3 separate regions of the Homo sapiens genome follow, and regions 2 and 3 are each linked to region 1. A link is a contact called in ENCODE Hi-C or POLR2A ChIA-PET data. All regions are on one chromosome and are shown on one strand. The core of a region is the stretch at or near the end of the contact, and the rest is flanking DNA. Distances in the headings are between cores, read along the strand shown. Region 1 holds the start of RIPOR1 (RHO family interacting cell polarization regulator 1). Region 2 holds the start of DDX28 (DEAD-box helicase 28). Region 3 holds the start of MATCAP1 (microtubule associated tyrosine carboxypeptidase 1).

Region 1 (4,231 bases), core at 957-3,456:
TTGATGATAAGGACTTCTGTGGTTCCTACCCGCACACTACTTAGAGACAACACAGTCAGGCAGGGTCAGGCCCATGAGCACACATGGTGTGCACACTGCTGCCTGGCCATGGTGAGCAGTATGAAAGGAGTCAATAGGAGGCTGGAACAGAGGGTGTCTGCAGAGAAAGTACTCAGAAGATGCCTGGCTGAGAGGTGACTTTAGGGGTGGGCAGAGGCCAATTGGTGCCAGCTTTGAGAACTCCAGAAAACCCCAGTCTCTAGCTCAGGTGGATGCCTGGGTAGACAGTGGTGCTTTGTAGGGATGGGGACAATGCTGAGGACTGGTGAGTCAACCAGAAAGCAGCCAGGGGCTCTGAAACAGGAGAGGGCTCTGGGCACAGAGGGAAGTTTGGGATGGTCAGCAGTGAATGGATGGGAGCCCTGAGACTGGATGATATTTTAGGGTAGGGTGAATAAAGAGAAGAACTCAGCCCCTGGAAGTCATGCCCAGGTTTAAGGACTTCAGAGAAAAGGGCACTGACCGGCCCAGTGGCTCATGCCTGTAATCCCAGCACTTTGAGAGGCCAAGGTGGGTGGATCGCTTGAGGCCAGGAGGTGGAGGCCAGCCTGGCCAACATGGTGAAACCCCATCTCTACCAAAAATATAAAAATTAGCCGGGACATCTCTACCAAAAATATAGAAATTAGAAGGCGGAGGTTGCAGTGAGCCGAGATCACGCCACTATACTCCAGCCTGGGCAACAGAGGGAGACTCCGTCCCCCAAAAAAAAACAAAAAAGAAAGAAAGAAAAGGGCACTACAAAGGAAGCCCAAGAGGAGGGGCTGGAGAGTGGAGAACTGTGAGGCAGAGGTGGCTCAAGCCTGTAATCCCAGTACTTTGGGAGGCCAAGGTGGGAGGATCGCTTGAGCCCAGTTAGAGACCAGTCTGAGCAACATGAAGAAAGCCCATCTCTAAAAAACCGACCAAACAGGCTGGGCGCGGTGGCTCATGCCTGTAATCCCAGCACTTTGGGAGGCCAAGGCGGGCAGATCACGAGGTCAGGAGATCGAGACCATCCTGGCTAACATGGTGAAACCCCATCTCTACCAAAAATACAAAAAATTAGCCGGGCGTGGTGTGGGCGCCTGTAGTCCCAGCTACTCGGGAGGCTGAGGCAGGAGAATGGCATGAACCTGGGAGGTGGAGCTTGCACTGCATTCCAGCCTGGGCGACAGTGACACTCTGTCTCAAAAAAAAAAAAAAAAAACCCGACCAAACAAAACCAAGCAAACAAGCAAAACACACAAAAAAACAGCCCTCAGGACTGGTGGGGGCGGGGTACAGATATTCAGGGACCTCTTACTGTCCCTGAAACCATTCCTGGGTAGGTCTGACATACATGAGGGCTGCGGGAGTGCAAGGCCTGGAGAAGCCTCAGGGGTGTCCAGGTTGGAAGGGCCAGGGGTGTCTGATTGATGGGAGGAGCGGGGGAGTGGAACTGGCCCTTTGACCCCAACATGGGGTCGACTCTCAGCCCCACCTTTACCGACTGTGTGGAGGGCCAGCATTCTAGCCCCGGCTTTGGAAAGGACTGGGTTGCCCAACACATGGCCCTGTACCCGGACCCTGCCAGCGTCCCCACCCCAAGACTGCCCGAAAACCAGTACCCAATGAGTGGGGAATGCATGACCCGGCTATGAGCCTGGACTTACCAGCCAGACAGTGGCAGAAAGGGCGGCCTGCCTCTACAGCGACGCTGAGGCTGGCTGAAATGGCAGGGCTGAAGGGCAGCGTCTGGACCCAGAAGGTGCCAGGCGGCTTCTGGACTCCCCAAGGCCTTCACAACAGCCCTGGATCCTTTCCACCAACCAGCCTAAGCCAGCAGTAGCAGCTCCAGGACCTGTTTCAGGTGGTCACGGACAGGGGGCCCGCAAGGTCTCCAGAGCCCGAGGGATCTGGGGAGGGGACAAGCAGGCGGGGCTCCCTGGCGCTCACCGTTTTAGGGTCTGCGTGAGAAAGCCTCCCTCACATCCCCCAGGGTCTGCCCTCCCTGCAAGCTGGTGGGCTGCGTGGGCCACCGGCCTGCCCCGTTATCCGAGAGGGCGGAGCGAGCCGTGGGCGCCTCTAGGGGTGCGGGAGCCGCGGGAGCGCAGGGGGTGGGGCCCGGCGGGCCAGGGGAGGGGCGGCGGGGCGGCGGGCGGAGGGAGGGGCCGGCGCCTGCGGCGGCGACAGCGGCAGCTGCGGCGCGACCAGGCCGGGCACCTCCGAGCGCAAGGACAGCGCGAGGTCCGCGCAGCCCAGCGCAGCCATGTGAGTGTCCCGCGCCGTTTCCGGGGCTGCAGGCCGGGCGGGGAGCAGGCGCGGAGGTTCTGGTGCCCCCCCGCCGGCGCCGCCCGGTGGGTCCGGGATCTGCGGCTCTGTCCCGCCTCACCCCATCTCCCGGACCCCGGCCGCGCCTTGTCTTTCCTCCCCTCCCCCCGGGCGTGGAGAACGCAGCTTCTCCCACAAAAGCCGCCGCCTCCGGGCCTGCAGAGCCTGGCGCTGCTGCCTTCCTCCCACGGCAAGGCCCTGGCGGCCGGTGCCCCGGGGCGCTGGGATGGGCCAGGCCAGAGAGCGGGCTCAAGGCGCCAGCCTGGGCCCTGGCACGCGCGCTCCCTGGGAGCCCTTGCTGCCTTCGCCGCAGGGGAGGCTGGGCTGGAAATGGGGAGGGGGCGACGAAGGGTGCGGGCCGGCCTAGGAGCTGAGCTAATCCTCCTAGCTCTAGGGGCCGGCCTAAGCGGCTTTGTGGCCGGCCCCGAGGTGACCGAGCCTGGGCTGGAGCCGGGCTCTCCGCCCAAACCTGGCGTAGCCGAAGCCGGAGAGGATCGTCCTTGTCGGGGAACGGAGCTTTTCCCTGGAAATGGAGGTTGGCGCAAGGTTCCTGCAACAGCCGGGCCTGGGCTCTCTGCAGAACTGGTTTGGGCAAGGGGCTGCTCACCAGGGCTAGAGGTCGGATTCAGTCCAGATTCAGCACCCTTTGTCCTCCTCTCCAGGGTGAGCCCTGAGTCCGGCCTCCCCTACAGACCCTCCCCAGCCAGTTCTAACGTGTGTCCAGGCTGGCCGCCCCAGCACCTACTGTGCGCAGCCTCGTGTAACAATACTTGTGCCCTGGCTGCAGTCTGCGGGGCCGCGCCCTGGGCCTGCCGCATTCGGCCAACGCACAGCATCTGAGGAGGGTTATGACCATCTGGCAGATGCAGAAACAGGCCCAGAGAGGTTAGTAGTATTCTCAAGGTCACACAGCTGGTTTGGGAGAAGCGAGGATTAGATCTGAGTCCTTGCCCCTGCGACACCCACCTCCGTGGTATTGGAGGGAGGAGAGGAATGATAATTGGGGGCTGAGGTACAAAATACTCCAGCGGGACAAGGAGGACTGGCATAGCTCCTTCTTCCACCGCCCTCTCCGGCTTGGGTCCTGTGACTGCGGCGGGAGAGAGGAGCAAGGTGAGCCGCCCCAGGGGTCTGGGTTTGGGTGCGGGTGAGGGGAGGACTCAGGACTCTGGGCTGGGTCCCGCTTGAGAGAAGCGGGCGGGGAGGGCGCGGGTGAGTCACGGCGGCCCCTCTGCGTCGCCGCTCGGACTCAGCCCTGGCCAGGCCCGGCCCGGGGGAGGCCGCCTGGCTCCCAGCGCGCGGCCAGGGAATGTAACCAGCTGACCAGGGAGGGGGCCGGCAGGAAGTGAGGCCACCCGACAGCCTCCGCCCGGTTCCGGGGTGGGGGGTCCGGGGCTGTGCCGCTCCCCCTCCCTCCTATACGCTTGGGCAGCTGCGAGATGACGTCAGCCGCCGGGTTTGGGGGCAGTTGCCATGGAGACAAGGACAGGCTCAGAAGGGACCCCCTTCTCCCTTGCAGCCGCCCCTTGCCCAGGTTATTTTTAGCCTCTGTTTACCTCGGTCGGGGCGGCCCCGGGGTGGGGCGGGGCTAGACCCGGGGACTCCCAGAGAGGCAGCTGGCCTGGCACAGTGCTGAGATGGGCAGCCCAGGTGGTGGGATATTCCGCCGCACCCGGGTGTGCCAGTCTTGGTGTGTAGGAAGTATAGCGGGGCTGCAAGATCTGGGGCCATGCGGACAGGTCAGGGCTCCTCCACTCACGGCCATCCTGACCTGGCTGTGCTGCAAGCCCCATAACCTTTGGAACCTTGGATCTGGGTTATTTCCCATCCTGGGAACAGACTATAGGGCTGACATGAGCCCAGAGAGTCCCCTGGTTCT
Region 2 (4,231 bases), core at 779-3,278, 490 kb after region 1:
AAACATCAACTGAAAGAGCCTTTGTCCTAGATGTGGAGGTTTGGTGTATGAATCCTCAGAAACTACTGAATTCCGCCCCGGTGCTAATTATTCTTAGGGGAGGCACATAAAAACATCATTTATTGTTAGAAATCATGACATGATACAAAGTCAAAATCCACTTGTGTCTTGCTAAAGACTACAGAAAGCCATGCTCAGCAGCTTCTTCTCCAATGCTGGCCAGCAGCGTACCTTTCCAAGTCACAAAGCAGTTCATCCCGCCCTCAAGGAGCCGACAGGGCAGCCCAGAGCCTCCCACTGACAAGTGTGGTCACCCACTCAAGATACTGGGAAAGATCCCTGTTCTAGCATCACATTTTAATCAGATTTGTCAAAATCAGGTTGCTTGGGGCAAAGGCTCTTTCACCGAGGATGCTAGTCCTGGAAGACTTCTCCTTCGGCGAGCCGCCAGCTCAATCTTCTGAACCAGGCTCACATCCCAGGGATGGGTCACAAAACTGATGACGGTGCCTGGCACCTCGCTCCCCACACGGCCCACTCTCCCTGCTCTGTGGATGTAATCTTGCAGCGTTGGGGGGAAATCATAATTGACAACCAGCTCCACACCAGTGCTGTCCAGGCCCCGAGAGGCTATGTCTGTGCAGAGAAGTATGTCTCGGGAGCTCTTCTGGAAGGACTGGAAGATTCCTACCCTCATCAAGGCTGGCATTTGCCCCTGCAACCTTAGGTGTTGGATTTTGTGGTCATCCAGAATATATCCCAGCCAGTTCACAGTGCTGGAGCTATTACAGAACACCAGAACAGTTCCTGAGGGACCAGTCCTTTCTGCTCTGTCACGATGCTTGAGGATGTGCACCAGCTCGGCCACCTTATCTGCTCCCTTCAGTCTCAGAAATGTCTGTTTCACATGAGGCATGATACAGTGGAGCTTGGAGCTGGTGATGGTGGTGACAGCATCTGGGCTGGCGACTTTATTCAGCAACTGGCCTACACCTTCGGGAAATGTGGCTCCTACCAGCACTAACTGAGCTTTGGGATTGAAGGGGTCTTCCAAGTCAGCTGGGCCTTCTGCTATGTGGCTCTTCTCTAAGATGTAGTCCACCAGTTCCAGGAAGCTTTCATCCAGCAGTGTGTCTGCCTCATCCAACACCAAGAAGGAGAGTTGCTCCAGACTGATCAGTCGACTTTTCAGGGCCTTCCACAGAGCCCCTGGAGTGGCCACAAGCACATCTGCTGAAGGCTGTCTGGACAGCTGCAGCCTGATCCTACGCATGCCGTGGCCTCCCTCCAGGTCCCGCACCAGCAGGCCCAAGGAGCGGCCCAAGGGTTGGGCCACAGCCCGCACCTGTTGGGCCAATTCTCGGGAAGGAACAAGGACCAGGCCTCGGGGCGCGGGGATAGGAAGGGAGTCCAGGCTTGGCTGGCCCAAGAGCCGTTGAAGCAGCGGCAGGAGGTAGCTGAGAGTCTTGCCACTGCCGGTTTCTGCGGCGCAAACGACATGGCGGCCGCGAAGTAGTGAGGGGATGGTGCTAGACTGCACGGTTGTGGGCTGAACGACTTCAGGCGCAGCCTCCTGTAGTGCGTGCAGCACACGGGGCTCCAGGCCCAGGTCAGCAAAGCTGCCCTTAGACGAGAGCTTTCGCACCGCTGGCGCCTCCTGTTGCGCGCGCTCGATGGAGAAGTGGTCCCGACGCGCGCGTCGACTCTTCCAGCCTTGAGAGGCTAGCGGCGCGCGCTCCCAACGGCCCAGTGTGAGGCGCGCCGGCTGGTTCAACTCCGGCCGCCGCGCCGAAACCAGCAGCGGTCCGGGTCGAACCAGCACCGGCCTCGGGAGGTTCCGCCGCCTGCTCTGCCGCTGTTCCAACTGCCGCTGTAGAGCCACTGGGATGCGCACCACCGGCAGGGGTTCGTCGGGACTGCGGACCGTGAGGCCCCGTCGCGGCGCCAGGAGCAACCGAGTCACGAGGGAAAAGAGCCGCACCGGCCGCGTTAGAGCCATGTTTCCCTTAGTGCGGGAGAAGCGCACATCAGTGACGTCACGGACGCGCCGCGACCTCGCGTACGGTGGCTGGCGAGGCTCAGTACGGTGTGTGGAGCTGGAGCACCGTGAGGAAGAAGCGAGGTTCTTTTTAAGAGTTCAGCTGCGAGGTCTGTAGCTCCGAATAGGGGATGGCGACATCCAGACCCGGCCAGCCTTGGGGAAGGGCGCGTCGTGGAGGCAGGACTGGAGGCTGGCGATACGAGGCGGCAGTGGGGCCTTGACCCAATGGACCATGAGGGCGGAGGGCTTCTGGCGATTGGTTACCTGGTTCCTGGGATTCTCTTTAGTTGTTCCTCATTGCCCTGAGATAGCTTGTCCCGTGCTGGTATCCGAGGTTGCAGCTGTTTTCCCAGATGTGTTCCCTGCGCAGGGTCTGGTAATCCGTGTTTATTGAGAGTTTGAATGAATGATCAGGCCTAGGGGCCGAGACAGGGGTCTGAAGTCATAGATCTGGGCTCAACCCCTCACCCTCTCTGTCTGTGAGCCCAGAGTGCAAGCTGATGGCTTTCAGCTTCTTCTCTCTCTCAAGTGGGAGATAAGGTCTTCAGGTTTTATTTCAAGTTGGGTCATCTTTTCTTCACAGTTATTTTCCTTCCTTTTAAGCCAAGGTTCACTCTCTACTCCCTCGTCACGCGTCCCAACTTCTCATCCAGAACCCACCCCTCTTGCAGCCCGCTCAGCTCCACTGGCTTCCCCGTCAGAAACCTGAATTACCTAAAATAGTAGTAAGAAGGGTGCTGCGACCCTACAAAGTGATCAAGTACGTGGCTTATCATGTAGCCCTGGTCAGGCAGAATATTTTACCTGAATTCAGATATTCGGGTTGTAAAAACAAGAACTATACGAGTCACTTTTTTTTTTTTTTTTTCTGAGACACAGTCTCGTTCTGTCACCCAGGCTGGAGTGCAGTGGCGCAATCTCGGCTCACTGCAACCTCCACCTCCTGGGTTCAGGTGATTCTCCTGCCTCTGCCTCCCAAGTAGCTGAGACTACAGCCGTACACCACCCACGCCCGGCTAATTTTTTCTGTTTTTAGTAGAGACAGGGTTTCACTATGTAGGCCTGGCTGGTCTCGAACTCCTGGCCTCAAGCGATCTTCCCACCTCGGCCTCCCAAAGTGATGGGATTATAAGCGTGAGCCACCATGCCCAACAGATACTTCTTGAACAGATCTGGAAAATGGGTGTCAGATCTTTTCTGTAATTTGCAGTGCCTGGGGTGGGAGATAAGGTAAATATTTATGGATTAACTCTCTGGGAGGTTCGTAACATCTGGAGAAAACGTTTTAGTTTCATCAAATACCAATGAAAAGATAAAAACTTTGCTTTTTTTGGAATAGTATGAGGAAAAACTTTCACAATTTTAAGTACACTCTACCCTTGTGCTACACAATTAGACTTTCTGGAGAGTTACCAGATAAATCAGAGGAAGAGAGGCTTTTTTTCTCCACAAGAAAATATCTGGAAGTAGGAAGAGAAAGTTTTGAGTAGTGATGGGTGAATGAACAGTCATTGGATAGGGTAGTGGTTCTAAAACAAGGGTGATTTTGCCCTTTCCCTCCCACCATATTTGACAATGGCTGGATACTTTTTTTTTTTTTTTTTTTATAGACAGTCTCACTGTGTTGCCCAGGCTGGAGTACAGTGGTGCGATGTCAGCTCACTGCAGTCTCTGCCTTCTGGGTTCAAGGGATTCTCCTGCATCAGCCATCTGAGTAGCTGGGATTAGAGGTGTGCGCTACCACTCCCAGCTAATTTTTGTATTTTTAATAGAGACAGGGTTTCACTACGTTGGGCAGGCTGGTCTCAAACTCCTGACCTCATGATTTGCCCACCTTGGTCTCCCAAAGTGCTGAGATTACAGGTGTGAGCCGCTGTGCCCGGCCCAATTCTATGCTACTTTTATGATTCTTTCCAAACTCAGGGCTTCTCCTTATCCAAATAGTTCCTTGGGGCCAGGCTCATGCCTGTAATCCCAGCTACTCGGGAGGCTGAGGCAGGATAATCGTTTGAACCCGGGAGGCGGAGGTTGTTGCAGTGAGCCGAGATCGCACCATTGCACTCCAGCCTGGGCGACAGGGCGAGACTCTGTCTCAAAAAAAAAAAAAAAAGGTCCCTTGGATGTTTGTCCCAACAGGTTTCATCCATTTCCATGTGCCACTGTTTTTCAGATATCAAACAAAGAATTACT
Region 3 (4,231 bases), core at 451-2,950, 340 kb before region 1:
AAAAAAAAAGTCACTGCCTCCTGGAAACATGCTGTCCACTTGGTTTTCCAAACACAGTCGAACTTAGTTCTCCTCCTACCTTGCTGGTCATCCCTGTCTCCCTGACCTCTTAATACTGTAATGCTCCAGGACTTGCCTATGGAAACTTCTCCATTTACGTTCACTCCCTAGATGTTCTCATCCACTCTTGTGGTTTTACATACATTAGCTCAGACTTCTTCCATAAACTTTAGACCAGTGTTGCCAATTTCAGTGCAATTTGAGATACTGTCTATTTGCCCAGGCTGGTCTTGAATTCCTGGCCTCAAGCAATCTTCCCACCTCAGCCTTCCAACTAGCTGGAACCACAGGCACATGCCATCATGTCCATCTTCACTGCAGTGTCATCACTTGAATGTTTAATAGGCATATCAAACAGAATATGTCCTCTGTCTGGGATGTTCCTCCCCCTGTATAATGGCATGGGTCACTCTCTCACTTTCCTCAAATCTCTGCATCAATACCATGTTATTAGAAAAGCCTAACACACCCTCAATAAAATAGTAAACCTCCTCTCCCCTCTCCACTATCTCCCCTTCCCCAAATTATTGTTCTTTGTAGCAGTCATCACCATCTGGAGTGTACTTCAGTACAGTTTATATTTGTATGATAGGTATATTTGATAGTTATCTGTTTTATCTTTTCCAACATTCACAGCTGTGTCCCCAGAACCCAGAACAGTGCCTGGCCCGCAGCAATTGCTCAATAAATAAATGAATCCAAGAGCTCTTCTTTCAGAACTAGAATTATTCCTTCCCTGCACTTTGCTTCCCTATCTAGACTTCATCTTCCCCCTCTCCACTCCTCTCTACCCTGCCTAATGACCAGCTGCTTGAAAAGACTTCAGGTCCCAGGCTTCACTCCCTTTAACTAACTGTACAGTTTTTTGGACTCCTCACCCCTTTACAGGTTTCTGCTTGGCCCAGTCCCCTCCATCTCCCCTTCTTTCATTCGACATACCTCCTCGAAATTACCAGAATACGCCTGTTTTTTTCACGTCTCGGGTCCTTCCGCCAAGAATGCCTTTGCAATATATTCCTGGAGCAAACTCTTAACCATTCTTCAAGGCTCAGTTTAGGCCTCACTTCCTCCAGGAAGCCTTCCCCGCGTCTAGTGTCCCACTGCTTCGGCGACTTCTTTACTCAGAGCTGTCACTGTTGGAGTCTAGGTCCGTGTCCTCCCACAATCCCCTGAACTCCCCGAAGGCAGGAATGGGGTCTGATTCACCCCCGTGTACCAAGCACCCAGCACTGGGTGCATAATGAATGAAGGATGGATGGGGGAGGAGCCCCCCACTATTAAGGCGGGGTCTAGTGACAAATGAGAGGGTGTGGCCTGTGCGGAGAGAAGCCCCGGAGAGGACAAGGTGAAGAGCCAATGGGGAACCAGAAATAGAGGAGGGGCGTGACCTGCAGCCAATAAGTGGTGGGGGATAAGGTGAAGGGCGTGCCCAATGGAGGGTGGGGCCAGGAGACAATGGAGTGGAGGCTTCTCCGGGAGATCAGGAAAGGTCGCGTCGCGCGCCTCCTCCCGGCCTTTGGGGGGGTCCGTCCGCGTGCCGTGCCCCCACCTGTTAGCTCCTCTGCTCGCCGCCCGCCGCTCCCGCTCTGCTACACCGGCCACCGGACGCCCAGCCGGCGGGAGCCGTCGCCGATGACGTACGTCCTCGGGCGCGCGCACGCTCTTACGAAAGCGTGGGGCTTCGCGTCAGTCTCCGCGGCGGCGCGCCCCCGAGGCCACTGGGAGCGAAGCCAGGCAGGGTTGAGGGGGCGGTGTTCGTGGTCCTGGGCCCGCCCCCTTCCCAAGGCCACAGCGAGTTGCTGGGCTTCAGGGGCTCCAGGCGGCCAGGGCGGCGGAGACTCTTGCTCACGGCCTGGGCGCGGAGACGTGGGGGCGTAGCCCGCGGCCTCGGGAACGCAGTCTGCACAGAGGGCAGATGCCTGCATAGGCGGGGCGCAGCCCGTGTACCAGGACGGGAGCCAGGATACTTTAAGCGTGTCACTCTGCAAGAATTCCCTCAACCCTCGTGGGCACTTTTATTCCATCCCACCTTCCCCAACACACACAGACTCAGGCGTCCGGCAGCCGTGGTTTATTCTGCGAGCAGCAGGGCTCGGGCGCAGGACCCCGAGGGCAGGCAGGAGGCCGGCGCGAGCGCGGGCGCGGGCACTAGGCTGAAGAGGACGCGGCGGCTCGCGCGGGGCGACGGCGGCAGCGCAGCCTGCAGGGAGCTGAGCGCGGCCAGGTGCTGCTCCCGGGACAAGTCCCCGCGCAGGCCCAAGAGGGCGGAGACGTGGTCCTCGCTGCAGGGGCACCAAGGAGGCGCGTCAGCCCCGTCCTCCCCGCCCTCCGGCTTCTCTTCCCTTCTGGCCCCCAGTCCGCACCTCACGTCGGGAAATTGTTGCCGCAGGCCAGCCACCTCCAGGCCCAGCAGCGCGGGGTCGCGGAGGTTTAGCAGCTCCCTCAGGGCGAGCAGCACCGGCGCGCAGTGCGCGTTCTCCTCCAGGCCCTGAGCACGTCGGGGTAGGGTCTCGCGCCAGCCCTCTCTCCCACCCAGCCACTGAGACTCTCGCCCGTCTGCCCGCCCAAGAAGCTCTCACCAAACTGAGGAAAAGCTGCTGAAGCTGGGCAGCATCGTGCCGCAGGCGCTCGGCCGCCTGGGTCCTCTCGTCGGCTCCGCGGCACACCAGGCGGCCTTGCATCAGCGCGCTCAGGTACTGGAGCACCACGGCACGCTCGGCCTCAGCCAGCAGCAGCTGCGGGGAGGCAATCAGGCGGGTGCAGGTCGCCTCTCACCCGCGCCGCCCCTTCCCCAATCTTTTCCCCCAACCCACCTGAACCGTGGGGTTCCGCACGCGCCAGAAGTCCCGGCAGAAGCGCCCCGTCCGTTCACACACACTTTGCAGGAGCTCAGGGCTCGACAGCCATTGGCGCGAGGGCAGATCCGCGAACAGGGGCTGGGGAAATGATCCAGATCTGGCATTGCCGCGGAGACCCCCATACGTAGCTGTACCGCCACCTCTCCACCTGCTCCCATCCTGACCTGAAGGAGGCCTCACCTGGAGCTCCGCCTGCAGCGCCTCCAACACCAAGCGGTAGATCCTCCTCTGCAACTCGTCCAGCGCAGCTTCCACTGGAGCCAAGGCCCCTGAAGGCGCCCCGTCCAGCTGCAGGACAGACACTGAGGAGCTGGACCAAGCAAAACTACGGCTTCAGGACCAAGGCCAAGGCCCGCATGGCCCTCGGTGGTCCAGACCCTCCGGCGCCACCTTGTGGGGCAAGTGTTTGACGGGAGGGAGCGAGAACAGCGGCTCTCTGCACTTCTGGTCCCAGGCATGGACCAGGGCTGGGAGACGGGCGCTTGGCGAGCTGCAAAGGACACAGCCCAGCGAGACCTGCCTCAAATTCGCGGTGCGTCCTTGAGGAAAACATTCTTTCGGTTTCTGTTTCCTCATTCGTAAAGGAAGGGAAGTATCCCAGTGAGGAGGGAGTAAAAAATCATCACTTGTTTTCCTTGCCCCCACCAAAAAGAACATACCACCCAAGAGGAAGGGAGTGTGTGTGTGTGTGCGTGTATACACACAGCTGTAACCCCAGACATTACTGGCACAGAGTAGGGCCTTGAAATATTTGCTGGACGAATGAACAATTGACACCATGTGCCAGGCACTATGGTGGCCACTTTACATGTTATCTCATGTGATTCTCAGAACATTCCATTAGTACCCCCATAATACTAATGAGAAAAGTGAGATTCACAGAGATTAGGTAACTCATCCAAGGTCACACAACTAGTAATTAGCAGAACTAGAATTGGAACCCCAGGGCGATGTGAGTCCAAAGTCCCTAGTGTCCTAGTGTGGGCTGAGCCCATACATAATAGGTACTCAATAGGGGGTTAGTGAAGGTGGGGTTCCCTGGGGGCCTTCTGGTACCTGAGTGCTGACTTGTGGTTGAGGGCGGCCAGTAGGTAGGGCACGTAATGAGGGGCCATTGATTTCCCCCTGAAGTGGTCTCGGGAGAATCGGATCAGAGCATCACTGAAGCTGCAATGGGCAGAGGTGGCTCCTGGACTTGCTGCTATGCTGGCATCCCCACAGCCCCAGTCCCTGGTACTCCTGTCCCACCTCCAAGATACCCAAGTCCTTGTTTGAAAGAGCCCTTTCCCTGTGACATGTCTTATTCACTCAGA

The links. A loop is a pair of places that touch in the nucleus more often than their neighbours do. ChIA-PET counts read pairs that join two places held with the same protein, here RNA polymerase II (POLR2A). Pooled maps may share reads with other maps.
Region 2: a pooled map shows a loop between it and region 1 (2.1-fold over the local background). The contact joins the promoter of DDX28 here to the promoter of RIPOR1 in region 1. A Hi-C loop is called at or near these places in 1 of 168 maps with a recorded cell type or tissue (dorsolateral prefrontal cortex), 1 of 37 single-sample maps with no recorded cell type and 8 of 50 pooled maps. POLR2A ChIA-PET finds 5 or more read pairs at or near these places in 1 of 52 experiments (HEK293T).
Region 3: a loop to region 1 is called in a pooled map, with 2.6 times the contacts of the local background. The contact joins the promoter of MATCAP1 here to the promoter of RIPOR1 in region 1. A Hi-C loop is called at or near these places in 4 of 50 pooled maps. POLR2A ChIA-PET finds 5 or more read pairs at or near these places in 2 of 52 experiments (A673 and PC-9).

The regions. Positions count from the first base shown.
Region 1 is chr16:67,526,623-67,530,853 of GRCh38, forward strand. RIPOR1 (RHO family interacting cell polarization regulator 1) reads left to right here and starts at 2,207. Exons shown (of 22, transcript NM_024519.4): 1 at 2,207-2,292. LOC100505942 (a long non-coding RNA gene) reads right to left here and starts at 2,123. Exons shown (of 2, transcript NR_104656.1): 1 at 1,695-2,123. RefSeq lists silencers at 2,164-2,273, 2,304-2,533, 3,534-3,813.
Region 2 is chr16:68,021,204-68,025,434 of GRCh38, forward strand. It overlaps DDX28 (DEAD-box helicase 28), which reads right to left and starts at 2,029. Exons shown (of 1, transcript NM_018380.4): 1 at 1-2,029. The coding sequence starts at 1,999. The coding sequence ends at 377. It overlaps DUS2 (dihydrouridine synthase 2), which reads left to right and starts at 2,081. Exons shown (of 17, transcript NM_017803.5): 1 at 2,081-2,148; 2 at 4,212-4,231. RefSeq lists enhancers at 730-1,480, 1,481-2,231, 1,942-2,181.
Region 3 is chr16:67,182,263-67,186,493 of GRCh38, forward strand. It overlaps MATCAP1 (microtubule associated tyrosine carboxypeptidase 1), which reads right to left and starts at 1,701. Exons shown (of 7, transcript NM_001040715.2): 1 at 1,000-1,701. EXOC3L1 (exocyst complex component 3 like 1) reads right to left here. Exons shown (of 14, transcript NM_178516.4): 9 at 3,975-4,085; 10 at 3,099-3,228; 11 at 2,874-2,996; 12 at 2,640-2,795; 13 at 2,424-2,548; 14 at 2,117-2,342. The coding sequence ends at 2,132. RefSeq lists an enhancer at 3,120-3,219.